Linked DNA regions of Homo sapiens: regions 1, 2, 3 and 5 are each linked to region 4. Evidence: chromatin contacts called from ENCODE Hi-C or POLR2A ChIA-PET data. All regions are on one chromosome and are shown on one strand. Each heading gives the region's core, a stretch centred on a gene start or an enhancer-like site at or near the end of the contact. The rest is flanking DNA. Distances are from core to core; before and after follow the strand shown. Region 1 holds the start of ECI2 (enoyl-CoA delta isomerase 2). Region 2 holds the start of C6orf52 (chromosome 6 open reading frame 52). Region 3 holds the start of PRP4K (pre-mRNA processing factor kinase PRP4K). Region 4 holds the start of CAGE1 (cancer antigen 1). Region 5 holds the start of TMEM14B-DT (TMEM14B divergent transcript).

What was found. Hi-C counts contacts between places; a loop is a spot of excess contacts on that map. ChIA-PET counts read pairs that join two places held with the same protein, here RNA polymerase II (POLR2A). Pooled maps may share reads with other maps.
Region 1: a loop to region 4 is called in a map of CD4-positive, alpha-beta memory T cell, with 9 times the contacts of the local background. The contact joins the promoter of ECI2 here to the promoter of CAGE1 in region 4. A Hi-C loop is called at or near these places in 1 of 168 maps with a recorded cell type or tissue (CD4-positive, alpha-beta memory T cell) and 7 of 50 pooled maps. POLR2A ChIA-PET finds 5 or more read pairs at or near these places in 1 of 52 experiments (CD4-positive, alpha-beta T cell).
Region 2: a map of CD8-positive, alpha-beta T cell shows a loop between it and region 4 (16-fold over the local background). The contact joins the promoter of C6orf52 here to the promoter of CAGE1 in region 4. A Hi-C loop is called at or near these places in 2 of 168 maps with a recorded cell type or tissue (both CD8-positive, alpha-beta T cell) and 11 of 50 pooled maps.
Region 3: a loop to region 4 is called in a pooled map, with 7 times the contacts of the local background. The contact joins the promoter of PRP4K here to the promoter of CAGE1 in region 4. A Hi-C loop is called at or near these places in 1 of 37 single-sample maps with no recorded cell type and 6 of 50 pooled maps. POLR2A ChIA-PET finds 5 or more read pairs at or near these places in 1 of 52 experiments (activated T-cell).
Region 5: a loop to region 4 is called in a pooled map, with 17 times the contacts of the local background. The contact joins the promoter of TMEM14B-DT here to the promoter of CAGE1 in region 4. A Hi-C loop is called at or near these places in 9 of 50 pooled maps.

What each region holds. Positions count from the first base shown.
Region 1 is chr6:4,134,255-4,137,091 of GRCh38, forward strand. It overlaps ECI2 (enoyl-CoA delta isomerase 2), which reads right to left and starts at 1,321. Exons shown (of 10, transcript NM_206836.3): 1 at 1,257-1,321. The coding sequence starts at 1,306. It overlaps ECI2-DT (ECI2 divergent transcript), which reads left to right and starts at 1,818. Exons shown (of 4, transcript NR_103764.1): 1 at 1,818-1,994. RefSeq lists silencers at 1,367-1,506, 1,667-1,876.
Region 2 is chr6:10,693,294-10,696,099 of GRCh38, forward strand. C6orf52 (chromosome 6 open reading frame 52) reads right to left here and starts at 1,323. Exons shown (of 5, transcript NM_001145020.3): 1 at 1,201-1,323. It overlaps PAK1IP1 (PAK1 interacting protein 1), which reads left to right and starts at 1,679. Exons shown (of 10, transcript NM_017906.3): 1 at 1,679-1,776. The coding sequence starts at 1,693. RefSeq lists enhancers at 1,237-1,286, 1,295-1,897, 1,327-1,706.
Region 3 is chr6:4,019,933-4,022,632 of GRCh38, forward strand. PRP4K (pre-mRNA processing factor kinase PRP4K) reads left to right here and starts at 1,368. Exons shown (of 15, transcript NM_003913.5): 1 at 1,368-1,534. The coding sequence starts at 1,494. It overlaps LOC124901245 (a long non-coding RNA gene), which reads right to left and starts at 1,235. Exons shown (of 2, transcript XR_007059415.1): 1 at 1-1,235. RefSeq lists enhancers at 1,199-1,508, 2,551-2,610.
Region 4 is chr6:7,388,301-7,391,000 of GRCh38, forward strand. CAGE1 (cancer antigen 1) reads right to left here and starts at 1,442. Exons shown (of 14, transcript NM_001170692.2): 1 at 902-1,442. RIOK1 (RIO kinase 1) reads left to right here and starts at 1,508. Exons shown (of 17, transcript NM_031480.3): 1 at 1,508-1,773. The coding sequence starts at 1,703. RefSeq lists enhancers at 1,121-1,180, 1,191-1,240, 1,371-1,790, 1,394-2,180.
Region 5 is chr6:10,746,232-10,748,993 of GRCh38, forward strand. It overlaps TMEM14B-DT (TMEM14B divergent transcript), which reads right to left and starts at 1,353. Exons shown (of 2, transcript NR_187231.1): 1 at 1,230-1,353. It overlaps TMEM14B (transmembrane protein 14B), which reads left to right and starts at 1,574. Exons shown (of 6, transcript NM_030969.5): 1 at 1,574-1,650. RefSeq lists an enhancer at 1,134-1,183 and silencers at 1,304-1,533, 1,368-1,588, 1,544-1,603.

The DNA.
Region 1 (2,837 bases), core at 71-2,570, 3.3 Mb before region 4:
CAGTTGCTGGCATTCCAGATAGAGCCACAGCCTTCTCAGCAGATGGGAGGGAATCTACCTGCAGTGGAAGGGAGTCAGTGAAGGGGGCTCAGCAGGCGTGCCCCTTTCTATGGGTATGTTTAACCAGCCAGCCAGGAACAGAGCAGAAACAGCAACCACCGCGGGGGTGATCAGCACGTTTTTAAGCACACATAGTGAGCGGGGGTGGGGTGGCAAACTTGAATGCACAGGACTCAGGCCACAAGCTAAAAATGGAGTTCACGACGATGACACTGAATAATAGAGTTAATGGCAAAAAAGATGATTAAAATAATACAGGTTACAAAGCCCAAACCTAACACACAAACACAATTATGTAACTCGAAAATGGTGCAATGAACTCTAGGTTCAAACTTTGGACTATTAGTAACTGATTCAGTAAGATCAGCCTAGAGTAAGTTTTACATTAAAATGATTTTCTGTAAAGGGAAAAACTGCATCTTATATGGCAAATTCCACGTAGAAAACGAAAGAAAAATTTAAAATATCCACAGAAAGCCGAAATGTACAAGTTTCCACAAAATGTGGAACAAATTTATTTTTAAATAAAGCGTGAGTTTTAAAAACAAATAGCAAAAACACGACCATTTAAGAAAATACATAAAGTCGGGAAAATCACTCATAATTCTACCACTTCAAGGCCACCACCGTGTTTCGGTTTTGTTCCCTATGCACAGATTCGTGCGGGTTCCCGGGACCCCAGGGAGGTGCAGCGTGCTTCTTAGCCGTTACTCTGTACCCGGCCATTTCACTTTATAGCATACGTGTTCTCCAAGAAGCAGAGTGTTAAGTCCACACGAGTGATAACGGCTTGCGTTTACCTCGCTTTTAGCAAGCGACGCTTTGCACCCCAGAAGCAGCCCGGCTGGGAAGTGCAGGCCCGGGTGCTCAGCTGGGGCGGCTCACCCGCCCGGAGTCCGGCCCCAGGAGGATGGGAGCGTGCGCGGAGGCAGGCGGAGACCTTGGGGACTGCTGACAGGGAACCATAGCCCTGACCTCCCGACGCGCCCATCCTGACCACTCCGGGCCCAGCGGTGCAGGAGGGCGCGCGTGAGGTCGTCACTTTTTAGCACTACCTCACCGGAAAACCAGCAAAGCAAAATCCTGTTGCCACCTAGACAATAGGGAAGGAGGGTCTTCCAACGGCGGCGACCTTCGCCTGGACAGCGGTATCCTGCGGGCGACCATGGGCCGAACGGCCGGGACTCCAAGCTTACCTCGGACACGAACGCCGCGCCAGTCTCCAAGCCAAGTACGCCATCGCCATCCCTTGGGCGGCTCTAGGGCTGCGGGGGCTCGGGGGTGGGGCCGGGTCTCGGGGGCGGGGCCTAGCTCGGTCTGCGGGGGCTCGGGGGTGGGGCCGGGTCTCGGGGGTGGAGCCGGGACTCGGGGGCGGGGCCTAGGCTCCCGGGCTGCGGGGGCTCGGGGGTGGGGCCGGGGCTTGGGTGCGGGGCGGGGCCGAGAGCAGAGCCCAGGCAGGAGCCTGGGGCATGGGCGGGGCCAGGGTTGGGGCGGGGCCAGGCTGAGAGCGTAGCCACGCCGCATTCGCCATCGCTAGCCCGTGGCCTCCTCTGGGGCTGCGGGGGCTCGGGGGTGGGGCCGGGGGGGTCGGTGCGTGGGCGGGGCGGGAGCTCTAGGCGGTTAGGAGTCGGGGCTCAGATGCGGGGGCGGGGCCGGAGCGAGGCCGGGTATCACCCGGGAGTGGAGGAAGTGCGGGGGGTTCGCGGCGCGGGGAGGGTGATCCCGGGAGGACTTGCGCGGCGCGTGGGGCGGGGCACAGATGCTCCCCGGCCTGGCTCCGAGTAACTGCGAGCTGGAGGCGCGGCTGCTCTCTCGGGCGGACCTCAGCTCTGCGAACCCTGTGGCTGCCGGAGCACTGAGCGCCCTGCCCGGAGTCCCGCGGAGCCTGGCGAGGAGGGGTCGCTGCATCCCGAGGGCCAGCCCTGAGCCGGGAGGTGGGGTAACAATTGAGGGCGTATGCTTAAAAGCTGCTAGGTCATGCATCCCCAAATCGAAGGTTTGCAGACCTGGTAGGACGCCTGGGGGTCAGAAGTGATTTTTGGAGTACCCAAGTTTTTAGTGTCAGTGAAGAGTTTGTGGATATTTTTGAGTTCTGCTGAGGCATTTGCAAAGTATTTTCTTTGGGGAAGAATTCTTAAGAGTTGGAAGGGCCTTGGCTGTGTCACCTTGTCCAGTTCCCAGAGAACCAAAAAACAAAACAGAACAAAACGAAACAAAACCACCCCTCTAAATTCTGTGCCCAAGTTGTCCCATCCAAGCATGCCTAGGAGTTTTAGATTTATGTAGCTGACACCTGTGGACTACCTATAGTGAGCCAGGCTAATTGTAAGTCTTTGGACAACCCTGTAAGGAAAATGATATTGCCCTGTTGAGCTGATGTGGAAATTGCCCTGTTGAGCATATTGCCCTGTTGAGCTGATGTGGAAACTGAGACCCAGAAAGATTAATCAGGTGAATTCCCCAAAGACAGGAGGCTTGCAGGTGGGCAGAGTCCAAGTCTCAAGTAACTTTATCATTAAGTTTCATCAGGTAGATCTGGGTAATAGTGTAGATGGGGCAACACCAAAAGTCAAATAGAACAATTTGGGCTTATCCCAAAGAGATTTTTTTTTTTTTGAGATGGAGTTTCCGTCTTGTTGCGTAGGCTGGAGTGCACTGGCACAATCTCGGCTCACTGCAACCTCCACCTCCTGGGTTCAAGTGATTCTCCTGTCTCGGGCTCCCGAGTAGCTGGGATTACAAGCATGCGCCACCAGGCCCGGCTAATTTTTTGTATT
Region 2 (2,806 bases), core at 73-2,572, 3.3 Mb after region 4:
CAATTGAGCACCCTTTCTGCATAAAGTAAAAATTGCCTTGCTGAGAGATCTTTTGTCTCCATGCTGACTTTTCTTCGTGTCACCAATTATCTATTTCTAACAATAACAAGGTCTTTTCTGCACTGCAGTGACAACCAAAGCATCCCAAATGAAATCATTTCTGCAAGACCCAAACTAGCCTCTATTAACACGTACTAACAATTCAGAACACCAGAGAAGAAAAGTTATTGGAAACAAAAGGGTCTAAGCGCTGAAGCACTGTATCGCACTTGAAATGGAGGCTGAAGATTTGAGAAGGATGGACTATGCATCTTGTTTACCAAATGACCTACTACGGTGTTTATGAGAACTATACGAACCAAGATTTACTCTGTTGGGAGCTTGTAGGAAAGCTGTAATGTCTAAGACATACCTGAATCTCTAAACCTTATTAAATAAAACTTTTTTTTTCTTTGAAAGGGGGCCTGGCTCGTCCCCCAGACTGGAATGCAGTGGAGCGATCTCGGCTCACTGCAGCCTCGACCTCCTGGGCTCAAGCAATCCTCCCACCTCAGCCTTCCGAGTTGCTGAGGCCACAGGCGGGCGTCGCCATGCTGGGCTAATTTATAACATTTTTGTAGAGACGGCATCAAAATATGTTGCTCAGGCTCACTTTGTTTTCCCAACTCTCAAATGAAGGCTCTGGCCGGGCGCTGTGGCTCACGCCTGCAATCCCAGCAACTTTGGGAGGTCGAGGCAAGCGGATCACCTGCGGTCGGGAGTTCAAAACCAGCCTAGCCAACATGGAGAAACCCTGTCTCTACTAAAAAATACAAAATTAGCCAGGCGTGGTGGCGTATGCCTGTAATCCCAGCTACTCGGGAGGCTGAGGCAGGAGAATTGCTTGAACCCGGGAGGCAGAGGTTGCGGTGAGCCGAAATCGCGCCACCGGACTCCAGCCTGGGCAAAAAGAGCGAAACTCCGTCTCAAAAAAAAAAAAAAAAAAATGAAGGCTCACTGCTCCCTCCCCAGGAGGTGCCGCAACCTTGGCCAATACAGCCCCAGAGTTAGACAAGCAGACAGAGAAAGTGTGCAGGGCTGGGGTTCTGGCCCGGGCAGACGGGAACGCGGACACATCTAGCACTCCGAGTCCGTCAAGGCAGCGCGAGCGCTGCGCCGCTGGAACAAGTCACCGCGAACCCTAATCCCACCCCTCCTTACCCTATTAACGACAGAAAGCCTCGTTCCGCTGGTCCCTGAACAAAAACTCCTACCCTACTAGTACACAGCCCACAACAATGCACGCTGCCGGCGCTACAGCCCCTAAGCAACCGGCCGGAAGTCGGCCCCACCTCCTCCTGATGTCACGGAAATGAAGGGCTTCGCAGAGGATGTCCCGCCCGCTCCCTTCAGACGGGCGTAGCTGGCACCTTCCTGAGATATGCCTGCTTGCCCCCGATTTTTTTCTCCTTGCAGTGAGAACCTCCTCATGTGGCATCTTTACTTATTCTCTTCTTGGAAAATCCATGTGACCTCCCCGCGCTTAAAGTGTTTCCACGTTACAGGCGACTTAAAGGCAGCCCTGGAGCCTGACGTATAATTCGAGCGCCGATGCAGAAAGGAGTCAGGTGTTTTTTTTTTTTTTTTTTTGGTTTCCGGTTCTGTCACCTCCAGGCTGAGCCGGGCTGGCGGAAGAGGCACGTGCGCTGCTGAATGGAGCTGGTCGCTGGTTGCTACGAGCAGGTCCTCTTTGGGTTCGCTGTACACCCGGAGCCCGAGGCTTGCGGCGACCACGAGGTGAGATACCGCGTAGTTAGAGACAGTCGGAGGCGGGGCCGGGAAGGTCGGGTTTGGTTCCTACACAGCAGAGGTGAACATTGGAGCGCCTGCTGTTCACTGGATGATTTGATGAATCAAACCTAAGAGACTTAAGAGAAAAGCTAACCTTTTAAACCGTAGAATGGACATTTTATCAAAATGAGGCAATATCTGCCTTTTCTAGTAGACAAAAGGTCCACGGGACACAAAGGAAACCGGCATTTCTGCATACGGACAAATGAGTCGTAGATTGTGGATTTAAGGATCGATCCCATAAGTTGACAGTATTCAGAATTTAATGAAAGAAGATCTCGCTCTTTTGCTGAATTTCTGCCCTGGAATTTTACAAATTACTAGAACTAGATTAGGATAAATCCCTTATAGGTAAAGCGATACCAATTCATTATTTGTTGGGAACTTATGGCGAGCTGGGCGGTGGAGATGCAAAGATGCTGGAGGTATGGATCTTGCCTTAGAGACGTTGCCTACATAAGGGGTGGAGGACTGAGGAGACGCATAGATGGAGAGAAATTACAGCAGAATATGATATTACTAGATGTGTGAATAGATAAAAAGGTCAAATAAATTATCAGTAGTCAAATAGGTAGATAGGACTATACTCACGACTAGGAATCCGACCTCCTAACATCTAGCTCACTTTTATTCTTGAAGCAATTCTAAGCATTTTCTAGAAAATTGAGTACAGTACTTCTTTATGAAGTCAAGGCGTCGGTCTTTAATTATCCAGAAAATTTGGAAGTATATCACTTGGCCTATTGCTTTCGTTTATTTTGTTTCCTACTCCAGTTATTTGCTCTTTGTCTTTGGCTGAAAAGTGATGTGTTTTGAATAGTCAAAGATGATGCTATTTAATTTTTTTTTTTTGTAGTGAAATTACTTAACTGTGTTCCAGACACACAGTAGTCCTCACAGCAACCCTCTGAGGAGGATGCAGTTATTCTCGTTTTGCAGATGAAGTACCAAAATGTTGGTCCTAGATAGGTTAAGT
Region 3 (2,700 bases), core at 118-2,617, 3.4 Mb before region 4:
CGAGTAGCTGAGACTACAGGCGCCACCACGCCGGCTAATTTTTTGTATTTTTAGCAGAGACGGAGTTTCGCTATGTTGGCCAGGCTGGACTCGAACTCTTGAGTTCAGGCAATCCGCCCGCCTCGGCCTCCCAAAGTGCTAGAGGATTGCAGGCGTGAGCCACCGCGCCCGGCCCTAACATTTCAAAACGTTTGGAATTCAGGCAACAAGAGACATTTTGTAAGAACATTTAAAACCCTTCTCCCCTGGAAATCAAGAGATATGTATGGAGTCTGGAGATTCCGAACTCAATTTTCTAGGACAAAGGCAAACTCAGATGATTACAAGAATGAAAGTGATCGTCACGCTGCTTCCAGGTTCCAAAGTATGGATAATTTTTTTTTTTTTTTTGAGATGGAATCTTGCTCTGTCGCCCAGGCTGGAGTGCAGTGGCGTGATCTCAGTGCAAACTCCGCCTCTCGGGTTCAAGCGATTCTCCTGCCTCAGCCTCCGGAGTAGCTGGGATTATAGGCGAGCGCCACCACGCCCAGCTAATTTTTTGTATTTTTAATAGAGACGGGGTTTCACCATGTTGGCCAGGCTGGTCTCCAAATCCTGGCCTCAGGTGATCCGCCCGCCTCGGCCTCCCAAGGTGCTGGGATTACAGGGGTGAGCCACAGCGCCAGGCGAGAAATATTTTTTTAAAGAGGAATTAAAGAACCTAATTGGTTTTGAGAGTTCTCCAAGAGCCAGTAAATGTTTTCCCCACAATATTCCATTCTACCCCATTACTGTAGAGTCGTTATAGAAGAAAACAAAATCACATAACGCAACTTGGGCCAAAAAACATTACACGTTCCAATTACGGAAATAACGAACTGAATCGTGTCACCCTTGAACTATGTAAAAGTTGAAAAGATGTTCAGTGTTAAATGTAGTAACAGTTCCACATTAAAAGATATTTACGTTCGAGTTTACAGTATTTAAAAATGCCTTTCTACACACTTTCCCGGGAAGTTAATGCCACTTCAGTTGAGCTGTCTAGCGAGATGGTTAAGCATTTACTGTGTCTCTAACACCGACCAGGGGAAAAATCATCAATTCGTTTGCCCGAGTTTAAGAGAATTTTCACCTAACTTCTAATCTCCACAGCCAATCAGTTCTTGGAACCGCACACCCGATGCCGACATCCCTCTCTTGTTGGCTCCCCTCGTTAGCGGGATTCAATAACTAAACGTCCATTTCTAGCATTGACTGAAGAGCTCAAGCTTGACACTCGACCTCAATCCTTAGCAGCACCGCCCACCATGCTCCCGGAAGCTGCGACACTACGCCCTGCGCTAGTCCCGGGACGTGGGGTTTTATATCCGGATTCTTAGCGCGGACTCAGAACCCAGCTCTTCCCTACACGGTCGGCACATGCGCGGCAGCTCTTTTCCTTCTTCCTCCACTTCCCCTACCCTCCACCGTCCGGGAGCCGCCGCCACCGCCGCCGAGGAGTCAGGAAGTTCAAGATGGCCGCCGCGGAGACCCAGTCGCTACGGGAGCAGCCAGAGTAAGTAGTCTCTGTGAGTGGGCCAGAAGCTGGAGCCCGGGGACTGCCGAGTGGGAGCTGCACGGGGTGGCGGGAAAGTTCGGGCCTAACGGCGAGAGTCAAACTTTGCTTTTTCCGGCGCGATTCGTTGTGGGGTGGGAGGCATGGGGAGCAGGCGGCCTTCGAGCTTCCTTCTCCCAGAGGCCGTGGCTGCTGGGGTGAAGGCGGCCGCGGCCTGCCGCGCGTCGTTGCCCCGGGAGGCGTAGGCGCGAGCGGCCTCTACAGGTCCGGTGCGCGTGGCGGCTGCCGCGGCAGTGAGGTCGCGCTTTCCTATGCCTCTTTTGGGGACCCATCTGAGCTCCCTGGCCGCAGCTCTTAGCGGCATCTGTGTTGGGGACACGAGGGTCAGTGGCAGCAGGCGGGCCAAGCCCTAAGTCTTTTCTTCCTCATGCGGTACCCCCAGTCGTCCTTTTACTGGTGTCAGTTTAGGACCTGAAAGCAGAGAGCGGAGGTGCTGGGGTCACACTCTCTGGCCATCCCAGAGCTAGTCTGTGGCTAGCGGGATACTTGATCTCGTCACCTTGTACTCTTTAGTCCAGCAGTCACCCAGTATTGTTTTGTTTTGTTTTGAGTGCCTACCGGCAGCTTTTTTACCAACTTGCAAACTTGAGGCAAAGTAAGATAGAGTCTTTGGTTTTGAGGCCTGGCATTTTTTTTTTTTTTTTTTTTTTGCCTGAGTTTATAACCCTTCTTTAGGAGGACGAGTGGAAGGAGTAGTGGGAATTGCTAGCTACTGCCAAACCACTTTATGTCTATAATTAAGCTAACATTAAGAATCCATGCGGCCAAATGAAAAATGAAAAAAAAAAAAATACGAGTGTATGCTGCAAAGGTTAACCATTGGTTAACTTAAAGCAGTATTTTGCTGTTCATGTCTATGTTAGGAAAACTCAAACAAGAACCTTAACAGAGAGAATGGATTTTACGGCAATGTTCCTATAGCGACCGTTTTTTTTTTTTGTTTTGTTTTTTGTTTTTTTTTGCATCTGCACTGTCTGATCTGTTTCCAGCCATCTTAGAAAGAGGTATAGTCTCCCAGCAACTTGTGACTGAGCGATAGAAGAAATCTTTGCCACCAGACAACCTGACACTTAATTGCTGTGCATCCAGTTTTGGGCTCCTCAATC
Region 4 (2,700 bases), core at 192-2,691:
TTAAGCTTCAGTCATCTGCCCTGGCACGTGCTTCTCTCCTAAAACCTTCCCATCTACCCATTCATCTATTTTCAAAATTCCTACAATGTCTTCAGTCTCTAAATCTCTATCTTACAATTCAGCACTTGGTGATTTCGTTTACTGTTTTAGAGCTTCACCACTGTTTCAAGGGTGTTAGTGTTTGTGTTTACAGATCATAAATGTCTTGAGAGGAGCATACTTAGGGCTTTCCAATATCCCCTACTGCAAATGGACCAGTGCTGTCTACACAGCAAATATTGATTGAATAAAACCTGCATTCCAATGACTTATTTCTATCAAGCTCTTTCAATTTATAGTCATTACTCATCTGCCTGGATTCTTTTATTGAATTTCTGAATGAATAGTTTATTGAAAATTAGTTGTTTTCAAACCTATGTCATCACTTGGTAAAATATAAAAAAGTAAGCCAAGCAGACCAGTCAGGATCAGTGAAAGGCCCAACTTTATGCTCACTTCTCCCTTGTCTTTCAAATAATGCTGCCTGGATTGTGGTGAGATCTGAAAAATTCTTGCTTTGTTTTCCCAATGCAAAAAAGCGCAAAGGCCTTGTTTCTTAGTTTTCTTGTTTGTGAACCCAGCACTTCCAATTACATTTCTACAACTTTGTTCATCCCTCATGTGGCACTGCACAATCTGCCAGTTTACCTTTTTAATTTAAAGTTAGACTATTTTTTCCATCTTTCATTTGTCCTTACAGGTTTATGTTGGATTTTTAACATATTTATCAAATGTTTGAATAGATGTTCCAGAGACATTCTAAAGCTGTTTTAAGATAGGAGTTAAAAGAGGTGTCACGGGAGTTACTCGCAAAAACTATAGTTTTGTTTAAAAGCTTTTTCAGTTGTAAGACAAACTTTACCTTTTTAAAAAGCACTTATCTCATTCATTTTTCACCTCAAAACGAGACACCAAACTTTTTAAGACACAAAAGTGTGCTCACTTCCAGGATCCATAGTTTCTTGGACCCACGCTACGGACCTGGCTCTCCCTCCCTCTGCACCGGGTTTTGTGGGAGGGAGAACGCTTTCCAACCTCCTCCACCAAGGACTCTCACAAACTCGCAATCGGGCTCCCGGAGTGCTGGAACGCCCCTGTGTGACGTCCGCCCGCGCCGGGGGAACTCCGCAGAGACAGGTGCAGCCCGCGAGGCCCGAGCGACCCTACTGTGGGTGCGGTGTCTTCCCAGAGAGTGGTGAAGTTAGGAAGGTACGACCCCCTAGGCCGAACAGCCTGTGGGCTAGCTGGCGCCTCCTGCCGCAGTAAACACAAAGTGGGGTACAGAAACGAAAACTCCGGGAAGAAACGGCCAGCACGGGCCTCGCCGTGCCGGCTACTCAACACGCCTTCCTGAGAGCACAGAACATCCACAGCCCTATACAGCGCGCCATCCAGAGAGCTCCGGACTCCCAGCTCGGCGCAGGGGCGGGACTTCCGCTCAAGTCAGACTTCCGGGCGAGGCGGTGAGGGGCTTCCGGTTGGGGTGGCAGGGTGGTGGATCTGTCGGTCCCGTTTTCCCGTCGCACGTGGTGGCCACTGTTGGCTTCTGAATGGTTTGCAAGGCGGATATCCACGCCAAGGCCTTTGGATCGGCCGTGGGTACATCCGTCTGAGCCGTTCCTTTCCATCGCAGAGCGGCGGCCTCCGGCGGCGCTCTCCAGTCATGGACTACCGGCGGCTTCTCATGAGCCGGGTGGTCCCCGGGCAATTCGACGACGCGGACTCCTCTGACAGGTAGGCGGCCGTACAGTGCCCTGGCTCTGGGTACGGCTCTCTCCTTGACCGCCCCCTTGGGGTGTGGACTCTTGTTTGCGGTTTAGAGGGAGACTAGTGGTTCATCACTCAGCGTCTCTCTTGACAACCCTTTGCCTGTTTCTGCATCCCAGCTGGGTTTTTCTCCCAGTTCACGCGGCAGAGTTAAGTGAAAGCTACTTGTCAAGGGAGTCTGCGGTTCTCAGGTCGGTTAGCGTCACTGGGAGGCAGAGTTGGGGATAGCGATTAGGAAACATGGGTTTTTGCGTTTTAACCACATTTAGCGTTCAACAAATACTTACTAAGCACTTAATATGTACCACGTTCTGTCCTGGGCGCCGGAGGTAACAAGAAGAACCAACTTCCTGCTGTCATGGAACTTTACCTTCTACGTGAAAGAGAGGGCACACCATTTAAAAACCAAATAATGATGTAGACTATGCAAATCGTTTGATATACCAAGTGGTGACTGAATGGGTAGGGAAAGGTTAAGTCCAGATTTGAATGACAAGGAGCTAATCCTGGCAAGAGCAGAGGGAACAGCATTTCACACAGAAGGGACAGCAAGAGCAAAGGCCCCGAGGCCAGAGTGCCTAGAGCACAGTGGAGGTAGTTGAGAAGATTGGTAGGGTGATAGAGAAGTAAGAAGGGGGGCCAGATCATGGAGACCTTTACAAGTGATGGTGAAAAGTTCAGATATTAATGTGGGTCTTATGGAAAGCCATAGGAGGGATTTTAGCAGAAGAATGACATTATTTGCTTGGTGATTTAAAGGAATCATTCTTTCTAGGTAGATGATGTTCATGGAGGGTGGGAGTGGAACAGAGAGACCAGTTCAAAAATAATAAGGTAATCAGATTCAAAGATGGTGGGGACTAGAGCCCAGATCCTAAAGATATGTCTTGGAGG
Region 5 (2,762 bases), core at 103-2,602, 3.4 Mb after region 4:
GTGACCAAAGACTAGAAACTTAACATTCCCTGACATAATTTTGATTACACCCTTTTGACACATTTGTGTTCCAGGGTTCCGATAATTCAGTGGGCCCCCAGTGAAGAGCTAAGCTATCTCCTAACAACGTTAATGCCAACTAGAAATATTCCCAAACACAAATCATTGATTGTTTTACTCTGGTACTAATTGAAATAGAGCAGAAACCAATTTCTTTAATTTATTTTATGACATGTTTTGATGGACTTTACCTACACAGAAGAGCTATGTGTTCTGGTTGAGGAACGACACTGCAAGAAGCAGCATATGGTAGAATTAAGGACGCAGGCTTTGACATTAGACCTTACTTTAAATAATAGCTCTACCAGTGACCAGGACTGTAGGTAATTTAATTCTCTGAGGTTCAGCCTCTTCAAGTATAAGGTGGGGAAGGGCTCGAGGATCATGGTGGATGATCCTAATTAAGGTTTGAGGCTTGCACCTGCATAGGGAAGAATGAGTCCCTAAAGCCATTCCCTGCTGGTTAAGACAAGTCTCATTAATTGTTCAGGAAAGTCTTCAATTAAATTGAAGGTCTGGCATACTGCAATTCCTGCAAGTTCTTAGTTATTATCAGCTCTGGCTGGTTAGAAGCAGCTATGATAAACACGGGCTTCAATTTAGCTATCTGGAAGGTAGGTGCTGCTGCAAGTGGAAAGTTTGTCTTTAAGAATATGCGCTGCAATTTGCTTTATTCACTGATGATTATATTGATCGGAGTTGTCTATGTTGATACTTGTAGGGGATGAAGGAGAGGGAGAAGTCAACGATGACAGCAAATTTTAGTGTAGAGCAACTGAGCGAATGGTGGTGCAGGAAACACAGAAGAGGAGCGGCTCGGAAGTGGGAATGGAGATAACATCATACTGTGGACATTCGGAATCCACAGAGCTGCGTGGAAATCAGATTTAACTTGCTCTCTCTCCCCATTTAAGATGCTTCTCAAGTAGCCTCACTCCCTAAAACAAACGGATATTTGGCATTGCGCCACATTATTCTGCAGCTGCCATATTTTCTTGCAGGTGGAAGGCAGGCCCTTCCTGGTGTAAACAAACAAGATCGGGCCAGAGTGACAATCCTCCCTGATGGCCCGCACCTGGTTTATACCCTCTATTAATGGGGTCCTTCAAAATCATCAGATGCCCTCCTCCCGCAGCGGTGGCCTCCACCTCTGGCCTGGCCCAGCTTACGTGGTCCAGCTTGTGCAAGATCCAATTCCAACTCCGGGTTTCCGGCTTTTGGCCACTCAGGATTGGACCTGGGACTGGAGCTGGTCGGCCCTGCAGGTGCTGGGCCTGGGGACTGAGGAAGCACAGAGATTCCCCGCCCGGTTCCCCGCCAACGGCGCTAGCCGCGATGCCCCGCCTCACTCCCCGCCCCCGGGATGCAGGGCGCGTGCTGGTAATCCGCGGCTCAAGCCCCGCCCCCACTGTCCCCATTCTCCGCTCACCTCTCTCCAAGGACACTGCGCACGCGCCACGACGTCCCGCCTTTCTCCCCGCCCTGCCGCGGCCCCGGGGCGCAGCGCGCACGCAATCGCGTTTCCGGAGAGACCTGGCTGCTGTGTCCCGCGGCTTGCGCTCCGTAGTGGACTCCGCGGGCCTTCGGCAGGTCGGTGCAGGTCTTTGGAGAGTATTGTTTTTATTTTCTGCCACTTTTAACTTTTAGGGATTATTTAGGAGTTTCACGGCCGTCTGCTTTTCGTCCCCCCGATTCAGCGGGCCTTTATGCCGTGTGGTCGGTGCTTTTCTCCTTGGGTATTTTCTGCTTGTCTTAAAAGAGGCTGTGGATGCTCGGAGCACCTGAGCTCCTGAGGCAAAGGCTTACCCTTGTAGCATAGTGTTGCCTCGTTTCCTGGTGGTTTTGTTGCTCCAGCTCTTTAAAAGCCTCCCTTACTCAGTGCCGCCTCGAGTTAAGAACTGTGGGCAAGATCCCAAGCCCGCTGCCCTTCCCCGTTTTATGGGAAATTAATTCTTTCTTTTTTTGGGGGGTGGGGAGGGGTTCTCGCTGTGTCGCCCAGCCTGGAGTGCAGTAGCCTGAATATGTCTTATTGCAGCCTCTGCCTCCTGGGCTCAAGCCATCCTCCCACCTCAGCCTCCCAAGTAGCTGGGATTACAGGTGCATGCCATCATGCCCGATTTGTGTGTGTGTGTGTGTGTTTTAATAGAATATGGGTTTCACCATGTTGACCAAGCTGTTCTCGAACTCCTAACCTCAGGTAATCCGCCTGCCTGGGCCTCCCAAAGTACTGGGATTACAGGCGTGAGCCACTTTGCCTGGCCTAATTCTTTAAACAGAATAAACGGCGTATGCATTGCTTTCCATCTTGTTAGGTTCACTGCATACAGAATACTTTTCTGTAAGAAAATAGGAGCTGTTTTTCCAAGGGTGCAATGTCACATGTGATTCTGACTTGAGTTTCCGTGTATTTTACCCTCCCCTTCTGCCCTCCTAACGAGAACTGTGAGTTGGATGCAGAAGTTTCTAAAAAAAAAAATTGAGTATTGAAATTGGCTGTTGCATCAGTGAAGAAAAGCAACATCCCTACCACCCCTCAAAAGAGACATTAAAGTAGTTGGATTAAGGGCACGGGAGTATTTGCTTTCCGATTTAGTGATAATGTGAGTGCTTAATGAAATGACTAACACATTCCCTGATTATAGAGCTGGTCAGTGGATCTTGCTGAGTTTCCTGTGGACCTATGTGAAATGATCGGCATCTGT